3 separate regions of the Homo sapiens genome follow, and all the other regions are linked to region 1. Evidence: chromatin contacts called from ENCODE Hi-C or POLR2A ChIA-PET data. All regions are on one chromosome and are shown on one strand. Each heading gives the region's core, a stretch centred on a gene start or an enhancer-like site at or near the end of the contact. The rest is flanking DNA. Distances are from core to core; before and after follow the strand shown.

What was found. A loop is a pair of places that touch in the nucleus more often than their neighbours do. ChIA-PET counts read pairs that join two places held with the same protein, here RNA polymerase II (POLR2A). Pooled maps may share reads with other maps.
Region 2: a loop to region 1 is called in a map of Caco-2, with 4 times the contacts of the local background. The contact joins two enhancer-like sites. A Hi-C loop is called at or near these places in 1 of 168 maps with a recorded cell type or tissue (Caco-2) and 1 of 50 pooled maps. POLR2A ChIA-PET finds 5 or more read pairs at or near these places in 2 of 52 experiments (MCF 10A and activated naive CD4-positive, alpha-beta T cell).
Region 3: a pooled map shows a loop between it and region 1 (11-fold over the local background). The contact joins two enhancer-like sites. A Hi-C loop is called at or near these places in 2 of 168 maps with a recorded cell type or tissue (Caco-2 and astrocyte of the cerebellum) and 2 of 50 pooled maps. POLR2A ChIA-PET finds 5 or more read pairs at or near these places in 7 of 52 experiments (Caco-2, K562, OCI-LY7 and 3 more).

The regions. Positions count from the first base shown.
Region 1 is chr6:45,878,446-45,883,421 of GRCh38, forward strand. It overlaps a transcript of CLIC5 not described here. Among named protein-coding and RNA genes, the nearest start is that of CLIC5, 130 kb to the right of the region's middle. RefSeq lists an enhancer at 1,119-4,372. Within about 2 kb of position 1,771, at least 2 of the 41 ENCODE cell types and tissues checked have a DNase peak (open chromatin) inside an H3K27ac peak, as active enhancers do.
Region 2 is chr6:45,921,279-45,926,214 of GRCh38, forward strand. The region is part of intron 4 of CLIC5 (chloride intracellular channel 5); the gene reads right to left. Among named protein-coding and RNA genes, the nearest start is that of CLIC5, 92 kb to the right of the region's middle. RefSeq lists an enhancer at 3,028-3,177. Within about 2 kb of position 1,658, at least 2 of the 41 ENCODE cell types and tissues checked have a DNase peak (open chromatin) inside an H3K27ac peak, as active enhancers do.
Region 3 is chr6:45,828,194-45,832,872 of GRCh38, forward strand. No RefSeq gene overlaps it. Among named protein-coding and RNA genes, the nearest start is that of CLIC5, 190 kb to the right of the region's middle. Within about 2 kb of position 3,343, at least 2 of the 41 ENCODE cell types and tissues checked have a DNase peak (open chromatin) inside an H3K27ac peak, as active enhancers do.

The DNA.
Region 1 (4,976 bases), core at 521-3,020:
TAAGTGTCACTGCCTACGTTGTTTCAGCCCATGTGGCCTGTGGATTCTGAATGGTGGCTCTGACTCCTTTGGTCTGTTTTTGATCTTGCAAGTTGAAAAAGAATCATGTAAGTTAGAGAAGGACCGAGTCATTAATGGACCTTCCTTTGTGTCCAGAGGGTCGAGTGAGTTTCTCAAATTCACACAGCTGGTTTGGTGGCAGAGCCAGAACCAGAACCTGGAGCAGAAGCACACCAAAGTAGAAAGAGCTAGGGGTGCCAAAGAGTGCCCAGGCCTGGATTCTGATTTCTTTAGAAAAGAGAGGGTCAGAGTTGTAACACTCCAAATGACAACAATCATCTGGGATAGGTCTCTCTCCCTCTCTCTATCCATCCGTCCATTTTCCATTCATCTGACATTTCTCTTTATACAAATGTTTTCATACATGTAAACAGATAAACATATACACATTAAGATACACGCAATACATGCTATATATTTCAGCCATTCGTCATCTATGTGCATATGTCCATATGTATACACATATATGCATAGATTATATTTAGAATATAAATACAGGTACTTCACACATACTATCACCCTATTCATTCACACATATATTTCATATATTTATTCATCCATCTATCTATCTATTTGTTTTCTTAACGCTAATAAGTTTTTAATGGGTGAAGGGGACCCTAAAAGTAGTTTCTAAGGATGCTTGTATGACTGGTATCCCTCCAAGATGTCTCAAGATTAGGATAGGTCCTTATTTGGAAAGTGATTGTCTGTGTGGTCCAGTCTGAGGGGGTTGTTTCCTGCCTTGCCATATTCACGTATGTGATGTTGGAGAAAAGAAGATCAGCTGGATGAGCTGATTTGTGATGGGACTAACAATAGTTACAATTTATTGACTGCTTACTAGGTTTAGGAGTATACATAGCATTATTATTCGCATTATCTTGATTGGTCTTCATTTCAGCCTACAAACCACATGCTACTGTTATATATCCATTGCACAGATGTTTGTGGCCCAAAGTCACACAGCCAGTAGGGGACAGAGTTGGTTTTTCCCTCATGGTGCTCAGAGCTAGCCTGATGTTTGAACAGATTCCAAGTGTTCCCAGGCTGTCCTGAAGCCTGCTTCTTCCCTTCAGGTACGGGCTGTCCATGGTGGGAATGCTGCTGTGCTAGACCTGAAGGTCCTGGAGCTATATGGCAGGCATCCCTGTTACCATCAGAACTCATGTTTTGCCCATGCCCTTTTCCCCACACTCAGGAAGTTCCATGCAAAGGTAAAGTGTGTACTGACAGCAGTGGCATGATTTGAAAGCTGCTGGATGGCCCCCAGTCTTGAGTCCCTTCCCTGGAGTCTTGTTGATAGCTAAAATTTGAAGCATGGCTTTCGCTTTCAGTTTCCTTTGATTGCAGACCTTCCTTACGGAGAAGGTGCACCCGAAAATTCTTGAGGATTCAACTTTTCTAATTTGTATCTGAAGCTTTCCCAGCTCCCAGACTGGAAGACTAACAATATGAGAACATTTGGATCTCAGGGGTGAGGGACAAACTGAACTGAGGGGGGAAAGAGGGATAAACAGAGAAGCTGAGGGGCTAAAGTTGGACTTCAACCACAGTCTCATTGGGCCACATCAGCTCCACATGAATCTGAACTCCAAGACGCTCAGCTTCCAATCTGGCTAGGGCCAAGGCAGAGCTCTCAGCCATCAACACCCAGGGAGAAGTCGCGTGAAGAGCAAGGGACCTGCTGTGTGGTGGGTGTTTGCAGAGGGCACCAGGGAGGCTGCCTGTGGGTGGCACAAGAAAGAGCCTGGCTCTGGTATTTCCATTCCTGCCTGATGAGGCCGAATGAGCTGGTCTTCCCAGGGAAATTGCAGCACAGCTCATTTGTGCATGTTTTACAATGGTGTTGATAAAATCCCCATGGAGCCCCAGAGCATGTGTGAGGAGTTCCCACCAGAAATCTAAACAACGCCCTGGCGTTGCTGACAGCTTAATAATGTGACAAAGTTCAGCTTGTTCAATGACAGGGACAGGAATGCAGCTGGGCTGGTCTGACCCAGAGCTTTGAAAATATCCCCCCTTTACTCTGACCCAGCATTTGACAAATAACCTTTTCTTAGCCTCCTTGAAGGCACCAGACAGAACCAAGTGCCATGCAGGGGCCATATGCCACCGTTAAAATGTTAAATGGAGTGGCGAGGGCCACCAGAGTCACTTGGGGCTGACATTTATCTTTATTATTATTATTAATAATAATGCATATATTGCTTTTTTGGTGCATTCCAGAGTTTTTTTGCACTCCTAAATCATGTGGCTGTACATCACCCAGCCCGATAAATCACCCAATGAACCCAAATTCAATGCAGCTGTCAGGCCAGATCTGAGAGAGGCAGAGTTAGTTTAATTGAACTGCAGCAGGGAACCGACGGGCGTTGCCCAGAAAATCAGAATAATAGCAGTGTTGCCGGTGACATTTCAAGAGCTAGACATGAACTGCTAGCTTCAGCTTTAATTTTACTAGAGGGAATGGGGGGACGGGTGCAGGGAGAAATCCAGACTTCAACAAATATTTAAACTCTTAGGTTTTTTTTTCTGCCTCAAAGCCAGTACAGACAATGAGTTCCACATTTAGAAATTTCAGTAGAAAGAATCCCATTTTTTTCTTCTTTCTCTAGCTTCTCCCCATTTCTTCTGCTTGCTTCTTCCTCTACTCCATGCCCCCTTTTTTTCAACAAAAAGAAAGCTGAAAGTAAAGAAACAACAGGATTTGAGTTGGAGCCAATTTAATGGGCCAAGAGGTTACATATGGAGCCAACAAATCATGCAAGCATGAAGGATATTACTGATTTCAAGTTATGTATGTTAAAGCCCAAATCTTAACAGCATTCATAAAGGTAAAGGTAACTAATGGAGAGGCTTAACTGACAGAAAATGGGCTTTTCTCCCTGGCTGCCCTGCCTCCTTCTTAAAAATTGCAGTGCATCTCAGCTGAAGAAGGCCTTCCGGCGGCAGATTCTCCCCGTTAGGTGATGAGTGGGGAGGGCCTCAGCCTTACTAGCCAAGAAAGGACAAAGCTCAGCTGGGTTCTGTACCAATAGAAGGCTCCAGACACCATTGTTTGGTTTATTTTTGTTTGCATTAAGTGTGTCTCTTCATATGTTTTGGGGTTACCAGAAATACCTTTCCCTTTACCCCTTTAATTTTTAAAACTGTGTGTAATTTTAGGGAAATTTGATCCATGTGTTTCAGATTCATTTGCACTTAATCATGAAAATCTCTCTGGAAAGAGCTATTTTCTCTCCCAGAAGACTTTGGTGCCCTTTTAAATAAGCCCTGTAAGTGTCCTTCCACCCCAGGCTGCCCTCTTCAAGTGCAGAAGGTTGTGTTTGGCCAAAGGAAAACCAACCTGACCACCAAGGGCATGGGTCTGGTTTGAAATGTCGAACTCGTGAACTTGGACTGTATTCTGGAAATGGGGAAATGACTTCCCCTTAGCCCCAGTGTTTACATAGTCAGAGAAAGAAGACTTCCTTTAAAAAAAAAAAAAAGTGATGTGAATCAACTCTAGAGCATTATAGTTCCTTCCAACAAGCCAGGCAGGGCTCATTGGAAATGCCCCATGGCCATCCACAGGTGAGTGTTAGCCTCACAGGATCAAAATGCACACTTGCGACTTTTCTTTGAAGTTCCTGGAGAAAATGCTTTTACCAGAGACTCCCAATTACCAAAAACACCCTGGAACCATCTTGGATGGCTCCCAAGGGCCATGGAATGACTGTGTCCAGGATACACATCTCCCCACCCTTCATCCACAGCAACCCAATCACTGCATAGAAGCCACAATAGCATTCCTTCAATCCAAAACAAACATGTCATTACCAATCTCAGATTAATTGATGTCATTTGTGTGCCCTGCCTGTTGGGTTTCAGCTGGAGGCTGCCCAATGGCAATGGCCACCACCCTTGAAAACCTCAAGGCACTCACAACTGTGGCCCTTGGCAGAACTTCCTTAGCTGTTCTTCTTTAACCCTGTGACTCCAAGCCTTTCCTCCTTCCCACTCTTTTCCCACTCTGAGGCTTTGGACAATTTTGAAATGAGTTCCCAGTGGAATGAGAAGATCTGTGGAACTGAGTTTTGCTTTGAGTACATTTCTTTACTGTAACTCATTAATAGTAAGATACGCATGTGTTTTTGTTTTATCACCCTTAAAATTAGAATGCTCCTTATAATTGATGATAAGAAATACTGTGGTGAGGTGATGGAAAACATTTTCCTCTTTAGTGATACAAAAATTAATGGTATATCTGTTCTAGTCTCTGAAGAGATGTGATTACTTTCCAAAATAATGTGGTAAATGTTTAACTCCCTCATTCATTCATGTACTGTTCATTCTTCAGTCAGAGTATATCATTGACCACATGCCTGACTATGCACAGTGAGAAGACTAGAAGAGTATTGAAAAGACCCCTCCCTTTTAGAAAGTTATAATTTAGCTCTAGACATAAGTGCATACATGACCAACCATGCAAAGTGCTAAATTAGTGGTGTGGCCAGAAAGTGGTGGAGCAGATCAAGATGGAGCCACAGAGTGGGATGGAGATTCCGAGCTGGTGGGCAGGCGGCCCCATTACCAGCTTGGCTCTGGGATTCAAGAAAGTAAATTCTTACCTGTAGAACAAAGGGCTTGTTTCAGATCAGTGTCTTACAACATATTCCACAGGAACGAGTTCCACAGTGGGGGTGGGGTGGAGCATTGAGAAACATTACCTGCCATTTGCCTTTTATCAGAGATTCCCACCACTTGTTAGCATACAATGGGTTCTGAGGTGAAGGGCTTGTTTAAATTTTATTTAATTTAGTGTTTCCCAAATATATTTATTCCTGGAATCCTTCATTTTACTCACTAGCCATTCCGATAATAAACCTTAGGAAAACTCTAAAGTCTTTTCCAACTCTAACATTCTAGGAATTCGT
Region 2 (4,936 bases), core at 408-2,907, 43 kb after region 1:
CTATCAGGTCTGATGGGACGCTCTCTGCTGTGCCTGGGCCCTCTGGCTATGTTTGCATGTCACTGGTTTCATCAAGGAAGAAACAGAGAATCTGGGTCGAGTATGTCGGGGAGCCATGGCTTCTGATAACAAACACAGTAGCAGAGCAGCACATTCACTCTGCCATAAGAGATTTGGGTTTGAATCCTCAGTTATGCTTGTTCACAGGTTCACATCATCTAGTGTCTGGTGCAGAGTGAGACTTGATTAAAGTTAACTGCTATTATTATTATTACAGCTATAGAACTTGGGTTTATGAGAGGATGAAGGGGAAGAAGACACCGAGAGAAAGATGAGAGAAGAGATAGCTCAAGGCAGAAATTCAGTGTCTGAAGTGAAGTTTATCTGAACATCCTAGCATGTTCCAGGTCCAAGGAGAATCCTGGAGAGCTTGCAGGATGAAGCTTGCTCTTGACTTTCCTAACATGTTAGGGATCTAAAGTTGCCTGGAAGCATCTCTTTGGGTTTGGCTTTGCTCTCTCCAGGCCACATGGGTGTGTCACATTTTCTTAGTTTGACAGTTTAGAGAGTTCATGTCCACCTTTGGCACTGAACCAAGAACACTGGACTTGGCCTCATAGCCAGAGAGGAGGATGTTGTCAAATTGGCCCTGGGTGTGAACAACCCAGGGGCTCACATGGGGGAGGCAATTCCCAGGCCTCCGTTTCTAGGCACTGCTAAAAACAGGAAAGGCAGAAAGACAAACAGCGGTTTATGAGAAAGCAAAATGCAATGGCAACTTCAACAGATTCCCCACTGTTCCCTCGTGTGGCGTCAGCTGGGCTACAGAGAGTGTGCAGCACGTGGTGCCATGGGTATTATTTGTTTGTTCTAGAAAGAATTTCAGCCTCAGAGGGGAGGATGAATTAAATGACAAGCTCCTATAGTTCTTTCCAGTAAGAAGCCAGTAAATGATTCTTTATTTGAAAGATAGCGTTTAAGTCTTACAATTATGGTGGGTTGGGATATAGGACACTGTTGGTTGCCCACCCTCCTCTGTGGTGGGGAGAATGGGGTGTTTTCTGATGTATTTCCAAGGAATTCAGAAACTTTCTTAAGGAAGACACAGATTCTCCACATAGCTGCTTCCCCAAGCTCTATAGGGGATTCTTATAAAGAAGCATCTTTTTATTTAATACAGCTCCACAAATCACCCTTATATTTGGCGTATGTTCAGAAGTATTAGTACAACAACAAAATGCATATTTTTTTTAAAGGCAAGAGACTTTGGCCAGTATTTGGCTATGTTTAAAACACCAGCATGGTAAACATTTAGGACAACTTTAGCATGCCTTTAGTATAATATTTTCTTAAAGTATGAAGGGAGGTAGGGACTCCAGATCCAAATAATTTTCTAAACCTCTTAAAAGCCACAGTAGATTTGAAGAGAAAGATTATCACTTAGGTCTTCGAATTAAGTTTCCTTTTGTGTACTCATCTGTAGCATGTAAGCTGCCTGAATGTTTATTTATCAACAGGAGAAGGGAGGAAGAGAGAGAGAGAGAAAGAGAGAGAGATAGAGAGAGAGAGAGAGAGAGAGACTGACTGAATGTGGGAGGAAGCTGCAGAGCTAGCGAGCTCAGGAGTGATCAGGGGAGAAGTTCTGGTTAGGGAACCCGGCCCAGACTTTAGCCATGGGGCAGTGGCGACACCTTCTGGCTTATCCCTGAGCAAACAAACAAACAAACAAAAAACTCCCCAAAAACCTATTGTGTATTTTCCACAGAGAACATGTACGTGTGTTTTCTATTAGACTTTCCAGAAACTCATAAATGATTGTAGAACCCATCGTGCTAATAGAAAGTACGGCATAAATGCTGACGGAAGCTATTAATGCTGATTGTAGTTTATGTGGCCAAATGAATCAGGCTGAAATCTGTGAGTTTTTTTATGGTTACTTTATAACAGGTTATTTTTAAGTATCAGGCCATAGATTAGGTTTAATGCGGATGCTCACACACTTAGAATGAGCTGGTTAAGAGAGATTCTAACTTTATCAGTCATCCGTTCCAGCGTTTAGACCTAGAGATTTTTCTCAATTCTCCCTCCCCCAAAACACTTAGGCTGAAGTACATTCACCACATTTTGTCTTGTTTCATCCTCAAATAGCCACATCTTTTACATAAGAGCCATTCACAAACTTAAAAACTGCCTCTGTGCCACTGCAATGCTAGACTGAAATAATTACTGGATTTGGTGATTCTGTGAATATCCTACAAATTCTCTTCCAGTTGCCCATTCTTTTATTTGTTAAACAGGCATCTATTCGGTGCCCACTGTGGGCCAACTTTGTGCCCCTTTCCCCACATGGATTGCTGGGTGAGGACCCTGATGGGGAAGGTGGGAAGTGTTGAGTATATTTAAGGAAATACACATGGTAGTCATTCATTGAGTATTCATCGGATCGTGAACTGATTTGATCACCATTTCCTAAATGACACACTCTTGTTTAATTCAGCACTACATACATATTAAATAGTGGATTATATTAAATGTTAATATACGCAAGTCAAGAGCACAGATCATGGGACCAGCTGCCTGGGCTGGGGTCCTGACCCTGACACATACTAGCTTGGGCAGGTTGCTTAACCGGTGCTTGTTTCCTTCTCTGCAAAGTGGAGATCATAACATGGCATACCTTAGAGGGTTGCTGGGAGCAATAATTGAGTCATCACCTGCAGAGGGCTTAGTACAGTGCCCGGCATGCTGTAAGCAGTTGTTATGTACAATGTGTATGTGCAACGCATGATGATGCTGATGTATGAGAAACAAAGCATACAAAAAAAGCAACAAAAAATTCTTAGAGCTGCAAGAAAAAAGTGGCTCTTGCCTCTGGCTCTGCTCAGTAAACATCGTGCTTGACTCATCCTCTGCCCTGAAATGCTGACATGAACAGGGATATTCAGCTGTTCCTTTCATTCTGACTCTACAGCCAGAACCACAGTCCCCCAGCCGAAAGCCTTCATCATAACAGATGTGAAATGGGGCAACCTTAAAGGTTGGGGGTGACTGATACTTACACAGAATTCCCCAGATATGCTACAAGTACACCTGGACCTCCCTCCCCCTTGCTCAGAGCAGTTCCCTGGATACCCTAATGTGCCCCAGCAAAAATTACAGTTTGTGGGGAGAAGCTACCCATTGGATGTTTGAGTTGCACAGCTTTTACTACATGAGTCTTGCATCTCCTAAAGTTTGAAGTGTGTAGCAAATTAAATGTGCAATTTTATACTTCTGTTTCCTGAAATCTAGTAGGGGGTAAATGACTCAGATTTTTCCAGCACCAAAGGAGAATTTAAAATAGTGTGTCCTTTTTGGCAATGGCTAGGACAGGTATTTTCACCAGAGAGAGAAAAAATATCACCTTAACTTGAAAGTGAATATATAAGAATTGAATATACAAGAATTCAGTCTCCTTTTATTTGTTACTAGTAGAAGACAGAGCCCATATATATATATATTTTCAGGGTAGCAATGTGCCCTATCAAAAATACTCATCTTCCTAGATTCCCAGAATTTCAGCTACAGAAGGCCAAATAACCAAGTTCTGGCTAAAGAGATATCGGTAGAAATTAATCAATGGGCTTCTGGGAAAGATAAGATAGATGCGGCTGGCATTGTCTGGAATGCGGATGTGATGTTTGGGGGTGGAGCAACCATCCTGTGAAACAAGAATGAAAGTCACACACGAAAGATGGAGAATTAGGAGCTCTAAGCAGCAGCTCAATTCTCGACTTCTTTCAGCAACTACATTTGCCTGGAACTCTCTACTCTCTGGACTTCTTGTCATGTGAGAAAAGCAAATTCCTCTTAAGAAGTAAACATTTATCAAGAGTGCTTAGAACAGGGCATGGTTCATAGTAAAATGCTATATAGGTTTTGCTAATAAAATACATGTTTGCTTTAGCCACTGTAGTCAGGCTTCTATTACAAACAGCCAAACACAACATTTGCCAATATACATAGGTATTGCCAACATGCCAACATGTCATTATTCCGCTTTTTTTTTTTTTTTTTGAGATAGAGTCTCGCTCTGTCACCCAGGCTGGAATGCAATGGTGCGATCTCAGCTCACTGCAAACTCCATCTCCCTGGCTCAAGCAATTCTTCTGCCTCAGCCTCCCAAGTAGCTGGGACTACAGGCGCGTGCCACCACGCCTGGCTAATTTTTGTATTTTTAGTAGAGACTGGGTTTCACCATATTGGCCAGGCTGGTCTTGAACTCCTGACCTCGTGATCCGCCTGCCCTGGCCTCCCAAAGTGCTGAGATTACAGGCATGAGCCGTCGCGCTCAGCCTCATTATTTCACTTTTATTCTAGCACCTTGCACAGCGTATGGTACTGAATAAGTATTTGTTGAAAGAATAAGCCGTTCAGTGGGGTTTGAGGAAAGATGAAGGACCCTAAAATCATGTGACTCTATTTATATACTTATGTAATAAGCTTTAACTCTGTAGAGGAACAACAGTTCCCTTTCTTTGTATAATAGTAGCCCTTGGTCTTTTGAGGATAGATGAAGGGATTCAATTAGTTTGGCCTGAGATACCCTCCCACAGAGTCCCAGCCACTTTGTTATCAGAGCCAAGAGAGAAGCATAGGTTAGCATCAACCTCTCTGCCAAACGACTCAGGTAGGACTGAGGCAGTTTCAGACCTGGGCAAAATGTTGAGTAAAACTCATCTTAGGGTCCCCACAATGGAAACAGAACATGGATAACTATCATTGCAAACATCAGTGGGCATGAGACCATCAGAGTTAGAGCTGAGTGCAGGAGGTCTGAGAAATCACGTGGCTCAACCCTCCCCTCCCCAGAATGTTCTGGAAGGGAAGAGGTTCTAGACACTAGCACAGAGAAACATATATACACACACACACATACACACACACACACACATAT
Region 3 (4,679 bases), core at 2,093-4,592, 49 kb before region 1:
ATCCTGCTTCTGCTGGTATGAACTCTTTCACTTTGTACAAGTCAAACAAATATTGTGGGTCTCATCCGTAAATTGAGGGAGTGGAATGTAAACATCTCTGGAAGGTTTGTTCCAGCTCTGTGATTCTACGAACTAATATCTAAATACATTTACAGGAATAACAAAAACTTCTCCCCCATCCTAAACTCAGTTATCCAGCAGCCCTATTCATACGGAATATTGGGAAGAACTAGATTATAAGCAAAACTGCTGTCACAAAATCCACAAACATGAAGTCATGCCCTTTTGTAGAATTAGGCCCTTTCTCTAAGCCTGTTTATTCATACTTTTCAAATTACTCTAAGAAGTTTCTTCCACTCGGCCAGGCACGGTGGCTCACTCCTGTAATCCCAGCACTTTGGGAGGCCAAGGCGGGCGGATCACGAGGTCAGGAGATCAAGACCATCCTGGCTAACAAGGTGAAACCCCGTCTCTACTAAAAATACAAAAAATTAGCCAGCCGTGGTGGCGGGCAACTGTAGTCCCAGCTACTTGGGAGGCTGAGGCAGGAGACTGGAGTGAACCCGGGAGGCGGAGCTTGCAGTGAGCCGAGATAGCGCCACTGCACTCCAGCCTGGGCGACAGAGCGAGACTCCGTCTCAAAAAAAAAAAAGTTTCTTACACTCAAAATGTATATGACAAATTAGAAAAGGCATGAGGAGAAGCTGACATAAACAGGAACAAACAGAAAAATGAAGGAGGAGGAATCATTTTAAAAATACCTAAGGAAGAAAACAGGTGCAGGGCCAGTAAGTATAAGGAAAAAACCTCCAATCATTTCAATAGACCCTTAGGGAATCTTTGCATCATTAAAAACAAGACAAGCATATGATGATGTTCACATGGATACATTTGAATCACCAAGGAAAGATTAATCAATGTGGGTAAACTCTGTTTAGGAAGGAAGGAAGTTGTATATTCCGTTTTAGAATGTTTTCCATTTATTATAGTTAATATTTTTCCTTTTCAAGTTTTGATACCTTACTGGGTAGACTCTGAACTCTAGAAAACCCTGAAGTTTTGGTTAACTATTGCTGCATAACAAAGCACTCCAAAATATTGTGGCTTATAACAACAAATATTTTACTGTCTCATGATGCTATGGGTTAAATGGGCTCAGCTGGGAGATTCTTCTGCCCCACAGAATGTTGGATGAGGCTAAAGTCATCTGGGGGCTTAATTGAACTGGAACATCTTGAAAGCGTTTCCTCACATGGCTGGTGGTTGATGGTGACTGTTGTCTGGGAGCCCTCCTGGGGCTGCACCCAGAGTACCTGCACATGGCCTCTCCATGGATAGCAGCTGGGTTCTGAGAAGAGCAGTCCCAAGAGTGAGAATTCCAAGCGGAAAAGAGAGGAAATTGCCAGTCCCCTAAAAGGCTGGGCCTGGATTTGGCACAGCAATACTCTGGCCATATTTGATAAGCAGCTGCAGGACAAACCAGGTGAAGGGAGGGGAAATAAATTTGAGCTCTCAGTGGGGAAAGTGACAACGAACTTGTGGCTGTATTTAATCTACCACACCTGGTCTCCAGAACAACTTTTTTCTGAGGAGCTTGGAGGACTGAGTTTTTACTGTGCTTCATTTTCATGTTGTACTTTTGTGTTTTTCAAAACACTTTGGGAAATATGTTATTTGATTCTCTTTTTTTAAACACAGAAGCTGGAGAGATTCTTTTAAAACCCCAGGCAGGTTATGTCACTCCTCTGCTCAACACTCTCCAGTGGCTCCTGTCTCAGAGAAGCCCAAAGCCTTGCAAGGCCTACCCTATTCAATTCCACGTCCTTCTGAATCCAGTCTGCATCCCTCCCAGTTGCTCTGCTTCAGCCACTCTGGCCTCAGGGCCTTTGCACTGGCTACTCCACTACCTGGATTACTCTTTCCCCAGTGATCTCTCAGCTCACCTTCTTACCTCCTTTGAGCCTATATCTCAATGGCACCCTCTTAGAGACACCCCTTTTTTTTCCTCAGCACTCCTCCTAACCCTTCTAGGCTTTGCTTTTTGCCAAAGCCCTTAGAAATCCCATATGTTTTGTTTATTCATTTATTTATCTGCTTCTCCCAGTGGAACTCCAGGGAGAGGGAGACTTTCGCTGTTTTGTTTACTACTGCACCCCCGGGGACTAAAACAGTGCCTGGTCCTTAGTGATGATTCATATGTGTTTGAATGAGATATTGAATAAAAGAATGAGTTCTCATTATATATTAGTATTTATGAGTCATGGTAAGTGCTGTGTTCTTGGCTTTACGGATGAAGAAACAGAGTCCCAGAAGATTTTGTGACTTGTCTGAGGTCACGCAGCTTGTGGTAGAGCCAGCTTTAGAACCCAGGGGCTATGACCTGCAGCCTCAGGTCTTTTGGGCAACCACTTCCTGCATTTCCATGCAGCTATTTCCAGGCAGGCACATACCCGGCTCTGACACGGACTCTGGACAGGCTCAATATGCAGATACACAGTCTTTCCCCGAAGTGAGAAGAGGGTACCACACTGCTGCTGTCATTTCCTGGACAGAGAAATGTGCATCTTGCCCGCTGGGTTCAGAGCAATAGTAATTACGAGAGTCTGGAGGGAAGTGAGAAAAGGTATCAGGGGCATTTAACAACCTTCACTGACCTGCAAATTATTATTTACAGTAACACAGAGCATTTCCTCTTCAGAGGCAAAGATGTAGAACATATCATATATGTGTCTTTCTTTTTTTCTTTCTTACTTTTTTTTTTTTTTTTTTTTAAAGAAGACTGACTTCTCACAGTGCTCTCCGGAAGCAGACAGAGAAGAGAAAGGGTTATTGGGCAGGTCAGAACGGACTTACCCTTAGGAGATGAAAGGAATGAATCTTCACTGTACTTTCTTAAATTCCTCCAGGAACTCTATGAAGATGATATTGGAAAACCTGAGAATCTCACTGTAAACTTTTGAGAGGCTGGGTCGGGTTTTATTTAACATGCATCTCCTGTTGATTCGGCACACTGCTTTGCAACAGCAGGTCTGGAGAAGTGTGTTCAGATTGACTGCCTGGGCTGGGAGGGGCTTTGGTTCTCATCTCTTCCAATCTCGTCCCCAGGATGTAGACCATCTGCTCATTCCTAGACTGCAGCTGCCAAACCAAAAACACGTCCACTGACTGGTAGCTCATTACCTATCACAGCAGCCCTTCTTTTTATACTGCTTATGTTGAACTACTGTCTTCTTCCTACAAGCTCCACCCTTCAGGTCTAGTTCTTTCTTCTGGATTGACAGAGGATAAATCTACTATGTTAGTAACAGATAAGCTTTCTTACATGAAATAGAGCAAGTTCTCCTTATCTCACTGGCTCTAAAAAGCAGAACTTGGCACCTAGCAGTCTGTGAAAGCAGGAGTTCCCTGAGAGTCCTCCCACAGTGTGTGTGTGTGTGTGTGTGTGTGTGTGTGTGTGTGTGTTTCTGCGTGGGGAGTGTGTTTCTAATGTGGTGGTGCAGAGTTTGACATTGGAGTCAAGCTTCTTGGGCTCATTTCCAGGCTCTATCACACAGCCCTGTGACTTGGATATGACACTTAGCCTCTCTGTGTCTCAGTTTCTTAAGCTGTAAAATGGGAAGAATAATAGTGACAACCTGATGGGATTGTTGTGATAATTAAATGTGCAAATGCCGTGAAGCATTAGTAGAGTGCCAACCTAGCATATACTGTGTGCCAATGATGCAGTGTCTTTGGGAGGATGTTCTGCTTCTCATGGGTTATAACAAGCAGAAGAAAGCCGTGGATCTGGGGGAATTGTCCCTTGTCCCTGGTGCCTTCTCCTTCAGTGCTTCTCTGTTTTCCTCCCTCTTTCTCCTCCCCTATCTGTTCCCAGGCCGTTCTCCAGTGGTCTAGTCCCAGTATACTGTTCTCTAAGCTGTACAGCTGCTTTTTCTATGCCTGGGGACACTTAGACTTTTTCACAGGGAACCAGGGAGATCCACAATTCTTCCAGGTGCAAAGGAGTGACTCTAAGGGTGACCTCTCAGTGTGGTGAGTGGGAAACAGGTATTCAGGGAACTGAAAGTAAAACCCTTCCCAGTACCCCTCACCCCACAACCACAAACACTCACCTACTTGGACCATTGATTGTGTGTGTCCATGAAGTCACATCTTCCTGCCACATGTTTTAAACTTGACATTTTCTACCTCGCTAAGTTGTGACAAATCCTTTGATATGGCCGAGAATGAATTGCTTTAAATTTAGTCGGAATTCGTGATACATCACATGAAATGAGAAGAAAGACAACCTGATCAACAAATGATATTAATGTTCCAAATTTTGGATGGGTTTAAAACTAAACATAAAGAGAGGAAACTGACAGTTTTTGTTTGTTTGTTTTTTGTTTTGTTTTTTTGAGACAGGGTCTCGCTCTGTTTCCCAGTCTGGAGTGCAGTAGCAAGATCTCTGATTACTGCAGCCTTGATCACCCAGACTCAAACCATCCACCCACTTCAGCCTCCCAAGTAGCTGGGACTACAGGCCTGTGCCACTATGCCCAGCTAATTTTTCTACTTTTAGTAGAGATGGGATTTCTCCAGGTTGTCTAGGCTGGTCTCGAATTCCTGGGCTCAAGCCACCTTGGCTTCTCAACATGCTGGAATTATAGGCATGAGCCACTACGCCTGGCTGAAACTGA